Linked DNA regions of Mus musculus: region 2 is linked to region 1. Evidence: chromatin loops called from intact Hi-C (ENCODE). Cell type or tissue: left cerebral cortex. All regions are shown on one strand. Each heading gives the region's core, and the rest is flanking DNA. Links, peaks and the distances in the headings are about the cores only. Region 1 overlaps Mxra7 (matrix-remodelling associated 7). Region 2 has its middle 3.7 kb from the start of Prpsap1.

Evidence for each region. Peaks named below come from ENCODE experiments on the same cell type or tissue, not always from the same donor. Only the 100,000 strongest peaks of a DNase experiment are listed, where the experiment ranks them.
Region 2: it touches region 1 in a loop (2.4-fold over the local background); 4 of 42 quality-filtered maps call a loop at or near these places.

Annotation. Positions count from the first base shown.
Region 1 is chr11:116,808,978-116,814,347 of GRCm38, reverse strand. Mxra7 (matrix-remodelling associated 7) reads left to right here. Exons shown (of 4, transcript NM_026280.3): 3 at 2,332-2,425. Among named protein-coding and RNA genes, the nearest start is that of Mxra7, 16 kb to the left of the region's middle. In left cerebral cortex, for the core only: a CTCF peak has its summit at 2,889; DNase peaks (open chromatin) are centred at 2,846 and 3,445; H3K4me3 peaks cover 983 bases; H3K27ac peaks cover 1,452 bases.
Region 2 is chr11:116,491,318-116,496,687 of GRCm38, reverse strand. It overlaps a transcript of Prpsap1 not described here. Among named protein-coding and RNA genes, the nearest start is that of Prpsap1, 3.7 kb to the right of the region's middle. In left cerebral cortex, for the core only: a CTCF peak has its summit at 2,682 (motif pointing right); DNase peaks (open chromatin) are centred at 1,978 and 2,695; H3K27ac peaks cover 833 bases.

The sequences.
Region 1 (5,370 bases), core at 194-5,193:
GCGAGGGGGCAGCTTGCAAGCTGAAGCCCCGGTTGTTGTCCCTGGCATGCAGGATATTCAGGGATCTGGGATAAACAAAGGCCTTCTCAGTAGGAGCTGCAGCCCTGGGCAGCAGACTGCAGTTGCTCGGGGAAGTTCCTCAGTCTCCGGCCACACCCTGGACTTGAAAAGCTCTTGGTTCCTATGAACTAGACCAGATGGAGTGGGCCGTCCTGGGCTATGCTTATTAGCCTGGTGAGGCTTCAGACCAGTGTGCTGGGGAGCTGCAGAGGAGAGCGGAGGGTTTCTGAGAAGGCAAAGAACTTCAGACTCTCAGAGCTGCAGCCTCATCGCAGCAAGGGCCCCGACAGCCAGGCAAACCCCAATTGACCAATATGCCTCTGTCCCCCTCACCCATAGTCAGCATGCCACCCTGTACCCTCTGTATAGTTGGCCTGAAACTTGATGTGGACCAGACTGGCCTGGAACTCACAGAGACCTACCTCTTCCCACCCCGATGTGCTGGGACTAAAGATGGACGAACGCTACCACAGCCGCCCCATCGGCGCTCTTTCAGCCCCCTACCCACTCCGCCCACTCCACCACCCTTGCCAGGGAACGGCTGCTGATTCGAGTCTTCATTAGCTGCACACTTGTCGTCTGGTCACCAGAGCACCTAGAACTGTGTTCTCTAAATGTAGAGCGATTCAGGAGCAAAGCAGGTCCTTGTAAGAAGTAGATTGGTTCCGGAGGAAAGCCTCGGGCCCTGGGCAGCTGGCTAGGTAGGACCCCAGTCCTCCTAAGTGAGGCTTGATGAGGCACAGCATGGCTCTGTGGAACGTTTGGGCTCTGAGTTCATCTTCAGAACCTCCTTCCTTTCGGCGAGGTGAGAGTCCTAACCCCAGTGGCTTTTCTTCCTTCTTGGCAGCATCTGTATATCTGAAGACGTGTGCGAGTGGCGGGGGCCTGACCTACAGTGGAGGTGTCTCAGACTCTCCGGGAGGCAGTAGAAAGTTCTAGGATAGCAGCTGGAAGAGGGGACACCAGCGTCACCGGCTATAGCCACCCTCAGCCGGTCTACCTTAACAGACATTAGCTAGAAGCTGGCCAGCCTGCCCGCCATCTTGTCTCAGATACAGGTTGGATTAAGGGACACAGAAGGCTTTGCTTCCAAGCAGATTATTACATCAGGACACCCCGCCTCTCCATGCTTCCCTGCTTCCCTCTGCTGGGACGCCGTGTCTCATGCATGCATGCCCTGGCCTTCCTCTGCTCCCCCTCCTCCTGCCAGACCTGCAGATCTGCCTTTCTAATAGTCTGCAGGACTGGAGGCTACTCTCAGATGCTGGCAGTCCGCCAAGCCTGTGCATTTGTGCATCCCACCACGGCCCCGATGTCTGTCCCAAGCCTAGGAGAAGAAAAGGAAGGTCCGAGTCCCTGAGTCCCTGGGGCCCAGCATGTGAATGGTATCCGCTTTTGCTCTGATCAGCACACACTGGGGTGGGGGGAGGCCACAGTGGCGCAGAGGAAGCCCTCCCAGGCAAACAGCTGGACTGTTGACGCAGACAGGCAGACAGCTCTGGGCTGGCTTAACCTGGCCTGCAGAGGGAATGTCATCTGGAAGATGGAAGGGCATGGCAGAGGGATTAGTTTCTCTCTGGCTGTCTCAGTTCCATCTGTGCCCACCCCCCCCATTAAAGACCAAGGCGTAAGAAACCACAGGAGTTCATAGAAAGTATAAGATGTGCTGGGGTGAGAACATGACGTCACTGCGTGGGGGTGCCTCCAGGATGCACTCAGGCCACTACAAGAACATTGTAGCTTGTTGGCCTCTCTGACAGCAGGTCTTTTTCTTTTTCCATTTCTTTCTTTCTTTCTGTTTTGTGTTTGGTTTGGTTTGGTTGTTTTGGGGGGTTGGATTTTTGTTGTTGTTATTGTTGTTGTTATTGTTGTTGTTGTTTTGAGACAGGGTTGCTTTGTGTATTTCTGGCTGTCCCGGAACTCTCTTGGTAAACCTGGCTGGCCTCAAACTCACCTACCTCTGCCTCCTGAGTGCTGGGACTCCAGAGGCACGTGACACTACCTTCTGGCTTTTTTTATTTTATTTTATTTTTTCATCTACCGATTGAGCTTTGTTGAAAATTAATGGAGAGCTGAGGATGCAGTTCTAGGACGAATGCTTGCCTGCCATGTACAAGGCCCTGAGTTCAATCCCCAGCTACACACACACACACACACACACACATACACACAGAGGAAAGGGGGTACTGCTAAGCACTTGAGAGGGACTGCCCCCCCCCCCCCCCCCCCCCCCCCCCGGTCATCAATAAACAGTATTCACTGTCCCCACAGGAGCAGCCTTCTCCTTTAAATACAGCCCTGGGCAGCTGAGGGGAAGCCAGTACAAGAAGATGATGACCAAAGAAGAACTGGAGGAGGAACACAGGTAGGTCGGCTTCTGCAGCACTAATGTAAGGGTCAAGCAGGGGTGGGCCTCCTGCAAGCCCCGCAGCCCCGCCCACTACTCCCTCTTCCCTTTTTTCTGGGGGTGGGGGGCGGGGCGTCCTTTCTCGTCCTGGGAATATTCAGCCAGCTTCAACCAAAAGAAGAAGCTACCCCGGGAGGCAGGCAGCACGGAGGGAGGGAGGGAGGGCGCGAGAGGAGAGGAGAGTCCATTTCTTGTATTCTCTCTGCCCGAAGCCTCCCCAACTTGGAAAACAATGAGTGAGATGCCAGGAAAGGGCCCGGAGCAGCCTCACTGCTCACTTATGCGTAGAGTCCCTGACAAAACCAATTTGTCACTTGAGGACAGAGCGGGATTCTTGGTGCTCATCCATCTGGCAGCCTCCCTCCTCCGGCCCCCACCCTCCCTCACCCACGGTGTCATTCTCTATCTGTTCCGCTCGCTCTGCGCAGCGCTGCTCAGCTCTCTGCGCAGCTCCGGTCTGCGCAGCTCTGCACAGCTCCACTCTGCGCCGCTCTGCACAGCTCTAGGAAGCTGTATGGCTTCTGGAATCAGGACATCTCCCCTCAACCGCCAGAGCCCCCAGGACTTCCCCCTCAACGTTTTACCCGGACTGCACGGGTGGCTGAAGGGTGCTCAGAAGCAGTAGGATGGCCAAGGTGGCCATAACCCACTGTACCCCCAACCCCATGTGCACCTGCTGTCCCGCCCCGCCCCCCAGCAGTGTGAGCAGAGCCCTTGCGTTATAGAGAAGCCCTTCTCAGAGGGTCTGGTGGGGACTAGACCGATTCATGAGCTGACCCACAGCTCAGCCCACCTCCCTAGGCTGCTTCCAGGGCCACCAGTATCCCTCCAGTATCACAACAACCCTGTGTGCAAGATCCTGTCTCCCTATCAAGATGCTGAGTGTAACCTCTGGGTGCAGAGGGATGTCGGTGTACACAGACGGGAAGAAGCCCTTGCTATGGGAGCCCCTGACTCTTTGTATGAGGACATTGCCTCTCGTTGTGACCCCGTTTGCCACCTTTATATTTCAGGATTGAGCTGACCTCTGACCTCACCTCCCTGTAGCGAGTCCCCTAGTCCCGGGCCACAAATGTTCTTGCAAACCCTTGTGGTAAGGAGGTTGGTTTCGTAGACTAGCAGTGCTTTCCTTACATTGTCTGCTGTGTGTCCCCCAGCGCCACTGACGTGGTCTAAACCCCTCCTCCAACGCCTCCATAACCAATGAATGCATTTCGTCTCCTCTGAACCCATCTTGTTCTTCCTGTGCACGAGGACTCCCAGACACATAAAGAACCTTTCCCAGGGTTCCCCAAGGTCTGCTGGTATAGGTGCTAGTATGATTAAGTGGGGACCATCCTCCCTGAGCCCCGGGCTGCTATGGGGATGTGCATACATCTTGTGAGGTGCCCGATGTGGCTTTGTCTCACCCAGAGGAGAGGCAGTTGGCTGTACAATGCAGGACAGAAACCCCGAGAAGGCCTGCACTCCCTCCCATGGTGCAGGGCTGTTGATCTTCAGAGCTGGGCCTGCAGACCAAGGCTAGGGCCTCCTGTGGTCCACCCCATGCTGGTGTTAATCCAGAGGGCAGACAGGGTCATTTTTCTGAGGCTGTTTTGGAACTCCAGCGTCAGAGCTGAGGTGTTGCCACAGATCCAGCCCTGGCTGGAGAGGAGAGAGAGGGCAGGACACCCTGCCATCCTAAAGACCCCTGGGGATGGGAGCTTGGCAGCACCATGGCCCCATTCTATCCACTCAGGTTAATGCACTGTAGGCCTTGAGGGGCTGTCATACAGGAAAGCAGTTAGATCTCGAGTTTGGGGTCTGCCACTGTCCCCTGTCAGAGCTGAGGCCAAGAAATGAAAAGGCAAAGTCGCTTCTATGTCATTTACAAAGACAGCAGACTCCCCACTGCCTGAGGACCTTCTTCTCCAAGTCTTTGGGAGTCTCTAGACCACCCATGACTCGCTCTGCTGTTGACACTCAAGGCTGTTCTGTGAGCTGCAGAGTGTGCCAAGGAGCTGCTCCGAGTGAAGAAGGAGTCCCTGACTCGCCCTCTGCACAGAGAAGTCCTCACTGTGTGCAGGAGGGACTGGTTGAGGTCCCAGCAGGGCCTGAGTTCATTTCATTCCATTGCCCCAACCCAGCATGCTTCCTGTGGCTCTCCCACGCCCATCTCACCTGACATCTGCTTGCTCCCTCCCAGCCCTGCACGCAGGCCCAGCCGGAGGGGCATCCCCTGACCACACCTCTGTGCCACATCTGATGCTGGGGGTTGCAGAGGCTGCTCAGGTTGGCTTCACCCTTCTGTCTCTGGCTTTTAGAAAAACGATAGCTACATGACAGATCTGGACCCAACGGGATTTGGGGAACGGCTCTAGAACTGTCCCCTGAAAAATAGCACCAGTGTATTTGCTAGCTCAGAGAACAAAGGTGCCTGCTGCCAACCCTGCTCAGGCCTGCCGCCCTGAGTCTGAGCCTCAGACTAGTTCGATAAAAGGGGAGAACCAAGTGGTATGGATTGTCCCCCAAGTTCCACATGCACACAAAACAAATACAAATGTAATTGATAATAATAATAATAATGAAACCGTTCATCTACATTACCATCAAACTAATGAACCACTCTCTCAAGCTGGCAGGCTGCCCGTCAGACCTGTCCCTACCAGCACAATGCCTCTTTCTGCTTCTAGGCTGATAAACAGGCAAGCAAGCACCTTGTTAGCAGGTAAATGGTGCACTCTCTCCCTCTCACTTTGAATCATTAGCTGGGCCACCGCAGCTGCGCCTAGGGCCCAGCTCTGCGGCAGCGCTCTGCTCTGTTCTCCTCAGGCTTGATCACACTCCTCAGGGAGCAGCACTGAGCAAGCTGGATGCCCCAAATGGGTTCTCCTACCATCCCAACTGAGACTTTCTGCCCCTGG
Region 2 (5,370 bases), core at 252-5,251, 320 kb after region 1:
TATGTGGTGCAGGGATATACCTGTGCAAAACACCCACATATGTAAAAAGTATAAAATAATTTTTAAAAAGAAAGTTGTCCTCTGATACCCCACCACCACCATGTACTATGGCACATGGGTGCAACACACACATACACACACACACTTAAAATTTTAAAAGAAAGATGAGTCTTCCAACATCAATTAATGTCATCAAGATAATCTGTCGCAGGCATGCTCAGAAGCACATCTTCTGTCAACATAAGGATTAACACACTGAGCGTGGTGGCGCACGCCTTTAATCCCAGCACTCGGGAGGCAGAGGCAGGAGGATTTCTGAGTTTGAGGCCAGCCTGGTCTACAGAGTGAGTTCCAGGACAGCCAGGGCTACACAGAGAGACCCTGTCTCAGGGGGGGAGGGGGGGTGCGGGGGCGGGGGATGGGGAAACAAACAAAAAAAAAAACCCTCTCTCTGTTTTGTTTAAAACCTAACTGGCTGTAATTAGTGTTTCACAGTTGGGGAGCTTCCCATCTATGAGGTAGGAAGTGCTCCGCTGGTGGGGGGGCTGCCCGCCTGCCTGCAATCCAGCATTTATAGAAGATGAGAAGTACTGGGATTTCAAGGCCAGCCAGGATTCTCTCAGAAGAACAAGAACACGAGAGAGAGAGAGAGAGAGAGAGAGAGAGAGAGAGAGAGAGAGAGAGAGAGACAGAGACAGAGACAGAGACCAGATTCCACTGTGCAGTGAGAGGAAGGTTTGGTTGTTTGTTTTTTGGTTTTTTACTTCTTTTCTTTTTTTTTTTTTTTAAGATTCATTTATTGATTATATGTAAGTACACTGTAGCTGTCCTCAGACACCCCAGAAGAGGGAGTCAGATCTCGTTACGGATGGTTGTGAGCCACCATGTGGTTGCTGGGATTTGAACTCTGGACCTTCGGAAGAGCAGTTGGGTGCTCTTACCCACTGAGCCATCTCGCCAGCCCTACTTATTTTCAAGACAAGGTTTCTCTGTGTAGCCCTGGCTGTCCTGAAACTCACTTTGTGGACCAGGTTGGCCTCGAACTCAGAGGTGTGCAAGCCTCTGCCTCAGGCCTGTGCCACCCTGCCTTTAAAACGAGTCATTTCAAAGCTAGCACAGCCGAATAGCATCTCCTCCCGTTCGTTGCCGTATTTTGATCTGGCCTCATTGGGAGCTCCTTTTCCTACCCAGGTCCCTAGCATGCTTCTGCCAGTTGGGAGGGTGGGGATCCTGATGCAGCAGCTCGGGACAGACAATGACTCCCATATATTTTACTGGAGATTAAATCTGACTTCAAGTCCCCACAAGCCAGGATTTGTGCTTAAAAGAGTCCCAGGGTGGGCTGTGGAGATGGCTCAGCGATGAACAGCTAGGCTCACAACCAAAAAAGAGTCCCATGGCTTCCTCATTTCCTGAGTCTCAGGCATAGCCTCTGGTCCTCCATCTTTTTGAGAGGCCCCAGGCAGTGAGTGGCTATACCACCAGCTTGCCGGTCTGCATCATCCTCACAGCTAGGAAAGACTCCCCTCTCACCAGAGCTGGGGCACTCAGGGGCATTCCAGCTTCTCATCTTTGTGAAGTGAGGCCTTGGTTCGATAATAAAAACCTCTTAAGGGACTCTCAGGTCCCCAGGATGTGTCCCTGTGTGCCCTCTCTGTCTTGAGGCCACGTGCAGGAAAGTAAGACTCAGCTTCCTTCTAAATAAGGTCATTTCGCCCTCTGTTTCTGCAGCGTTATATATACTACTCTCAAGTCTTCCAGTCTCCCATGATGCTTTGAAAAGGAAATGTTGATGGCTGCCAAGTGTCCCAGGGTCTGAGTTGATCATTATTTATTTACGTAGCCAATCCTGTTCTCTTGGGGCACTCAGGGATGCGGCTAGATTCCTCAATGGCTGATTTGAGCAGCTGTTCCCCCGACCTGAGAGCCTATCTGGAGATTAAGACACAAGCTGTTCAGTTTACTTCTCTTCCCAGGGAAGACCTTGTAACGGTGCCATGTGAGTGGGTGGTGCCGGGGGAGGGGGGAACAGCAAAGCACAGCTATGAAAGGGTTGAGATGACACAGCTGCTAAAACCACTCTCTGCCAAGCCGGGCTACCAGAACTCCGTCCCCAGGACTCACGTGGTGGAAGAAAACAACTGCTGTAAGTTTAACTCTGACCTCCGTTTTTTTGGGGGTGGGGGGTGGGAGGAAGTCTCACTGTGTTATCTAGGATAGCCTCGAACTCATAGAGATCTGTCTGCCTATGCCTCCTGAGTACTGGGATTAAAGATGTATACCACCATACATGGCCATCTTACCTGGTTCTTGAAGCTGGAAGTCCCGTGGGGGAACCAGCATGGCTGGTTCTGGTGAAGGGGTCTCTCTCTCTCTCTCTCTCTCTCTCTCTCTCTCTCTCTCAGGGGCAGGCAGCTGACTATATACAATGTCCTCACATTGGGAAGAAATAGGGCACTACTCTGGTGTCTTTTCCTCTTTTCAGTGATGCCCCCTTGTTGGGACTCCACCTTCATCTATTCCCAACTACTCCCCAAAGCCTAAAGCCATGGCCTGGGGGTCAGGCTTCAACCCTGAACCGAGGACAAAGAGCTCAGTCTGTGACAATGACCACCAGGCAGCCTGAGGCTTCTGGGGCTGCTGAAAGGCCTATCCTGGTGCTGAGCAGGTTAGTGACCAGTAGGGGGCGTGTCAGGACGACCAGCTGCTCTCTTCTCTGGGGAATTGAGCAACAACTACCATAGAGATGGGGTTTCCTCAATTGAATCTAGGCTGACCCTGGGATGGAGTTTTGGTTTTTGGTGTTGTTTTTTGTTTGATTGGTTTAGTTTTTCAAGACAGGGTTCCTGTGTGTACCTCTGGCTGTCCTGGAACTCGCTCTGCTCTGTAGAGTGGGCTGGTATCTAACTCATAGATCCCTCCTACCTCTGGTGGGATTAAAGGAGCGTGTCACCACCGCCCGGCAAGATGGAGTTTTGTTAATGGGATGTCAGGGAGGGTCATCATCTGGGTCATGTGTCCCCTTGTTCCTTGTCGAAGGGGAAGGGAGGATGGTAGGACTACATTCAGACAGCTACTCACTGGGTCCCTGGGAGCCTACTTCTCTGCTCCCGGAGACCAAAAAAAAAAAAAGGAAGGAAGGAAGAAAGAAAAGAAGTGGCATGCACATGCCCTGAAACCCTGTCTTGTATCATGGACCCTCGTGCTGCAGTTTATCCTTGGCCTTCTCTGATAAGACTCCTGTTTCCAAATTACTTTATTACAAAGAGGTAAGAGGACAGTGGGTGGGGAGATAGGGAACTTGGCTCGGTTGGTAAAGAGTTTGCTTGATCACACTAAGCCCTGGAGTCAATCCCCAGCCAAACATAACATGGGTGTGTGTGGTGATGCCGGCTTTTAATCGCAGCACTTGGGATGTGGAGGTAGGAGGATCAGAGTTCAAAACCATCCTCAGTTACATAGGTCACTGTTGACTCCTCCCCTCCCCACCCACACTCGGAGGAGGAGGAGGAGGAGGAGGAGGAAGAGTGGGAGAGGGGAAGGAGGAAGAGGAGGAGGAGAAGGAGAAGGAGGAGGGGAAGGAAAAGAAGAAAAGAAGAAGGAGGAGGAGGAGGAGGAAGAGGAAGGAAGAAGAAGAAGAAAGACACAGACACCTACAGAACTAATTACTTACTGTTGAGTAGAAAGCCTTACACCCCTTGAAAAATCTATATAGATTTTGGCCTAAGAATAAAGGCAAATGGTTTGCTTTTTCTATAGGAAAGTTAGTTTTTATTCCAAAAGCAATGGAGAGCCACAGATTTATTAGGGAGTGGGGTGGAGGAGCTCAGGCTGGCTGATGTGTGCAGGGATTGCAAAGTTCACACCTGCTTAAGTGTCACAGTTAGCATCTGAATCCCCATGGGATGCTCCCATCAGTATGGGATACTCCCATCAGTATGGGATGCTCCCATCAGTATGAGATGCTCCTCCCATCAGTATGGCATGCTGCCATCAGTATGGGATGCTCCCATCCATATGGGATGCTCCTCCCATCAGTATGGTATGCTGCCATCAGTTTGGGATACTCCCATCAGTATGAGATGCTCCTCCCATCAATAAGTGCTGGAGGTCTGAGACAAGGGGAGATGACTGTGGACGGCTCTCACTAAGGAGCCCTTGGTAGCCCTAGTCAGACACTTGTGAACGGGCGAACAGATTGGAAGGAGCCCTTGTTGCTTTGATTTTTTTCAAAACCTACTTTTCATGATGGTTCTTAAATGCTTCAGCGTCCCCTCTAGCCCACCACCCACCTGAGGCAGTGGAAAAGGAAGGTTACTAGGATACGGGGGAAGTGGACCTGTTTAGAAATGGTTCTCTGCAGCGATTTCAATCTCCAGCTGACTTTCCAAAGAAAATTGAAGTTTCCACTTCAAGCTCTTACCATATACTTCTGATATTAAGATATTCCATTTTGGCTGTGACCGGAAGCAATGGACCCAGTCGATTTTGGATTAAAACTGGCAAAACCAGGAACTTAAATACATCATTTCCCCTTTCATATTTCCTCAGGTATGTGTCATAGTATAAGATCATATGTGTTGGGGGCCAGAAATCGCCTCACAAGCCACACAAACACCAATCTCAGTCAGACAGGGATAGTTTATTGAGCAGGTGCCCCAGGACTGGGTGACGAGGGTCATGGTCCAGATTCAGGTTGCCAAGGTCATGAATGTGTTTTGTAAGTCCCTTCCTTGCATAAGATATGTATCAGCAATTGGTGATTCCGTGCAAGACACTGAAGCTTCACCCTTTTATGGTGGTCCCTGGTGTCTGGCCCTTGAATAACACTGAGAGAATAGGAAGACTGAAGAGGGTACCTGCCATGTGCTACTTAAAGAGCAGGAAGGGAAAAGGCCTAGCGAAACAGGTTATGAGGTGAGGCCAGAGAGCTTATCGGCCCTTCCTGATTAGGTCTAGTGTAATCAACCTTGGGGCTCACAATCTGAGTCCAAGTCAGGTCTGGCCACCTTCTTCAATATGTTAATTAAAATTGCAACTTGGGCACGGGAGGGATGGCTCAGCAGTTAAGAGCACTGGCTGCTGTTCCTGAAGACCCAGCAGCCCACAACTGACTCCAAACTACAGTTCCAGAGAATCTGACACCCTCTTCTGGCCTTTGCAGGCACTGTGTATGCACGGTGCACAGACACAGAAAGACTCAATGTTCAGGCAGATTTCTGAGTTCGAGTCCAGCCTGGTCTACACAGCGAGTTCCAGGACAGCCAGGGCTACACAGAGAAACCCTGACTCGAAAAGCCAAATTAAATTAAATTAAATTAAATTAAATTAAAATTAAAATTAAAAGTCGAACTGAAAACAGAAAGCAGA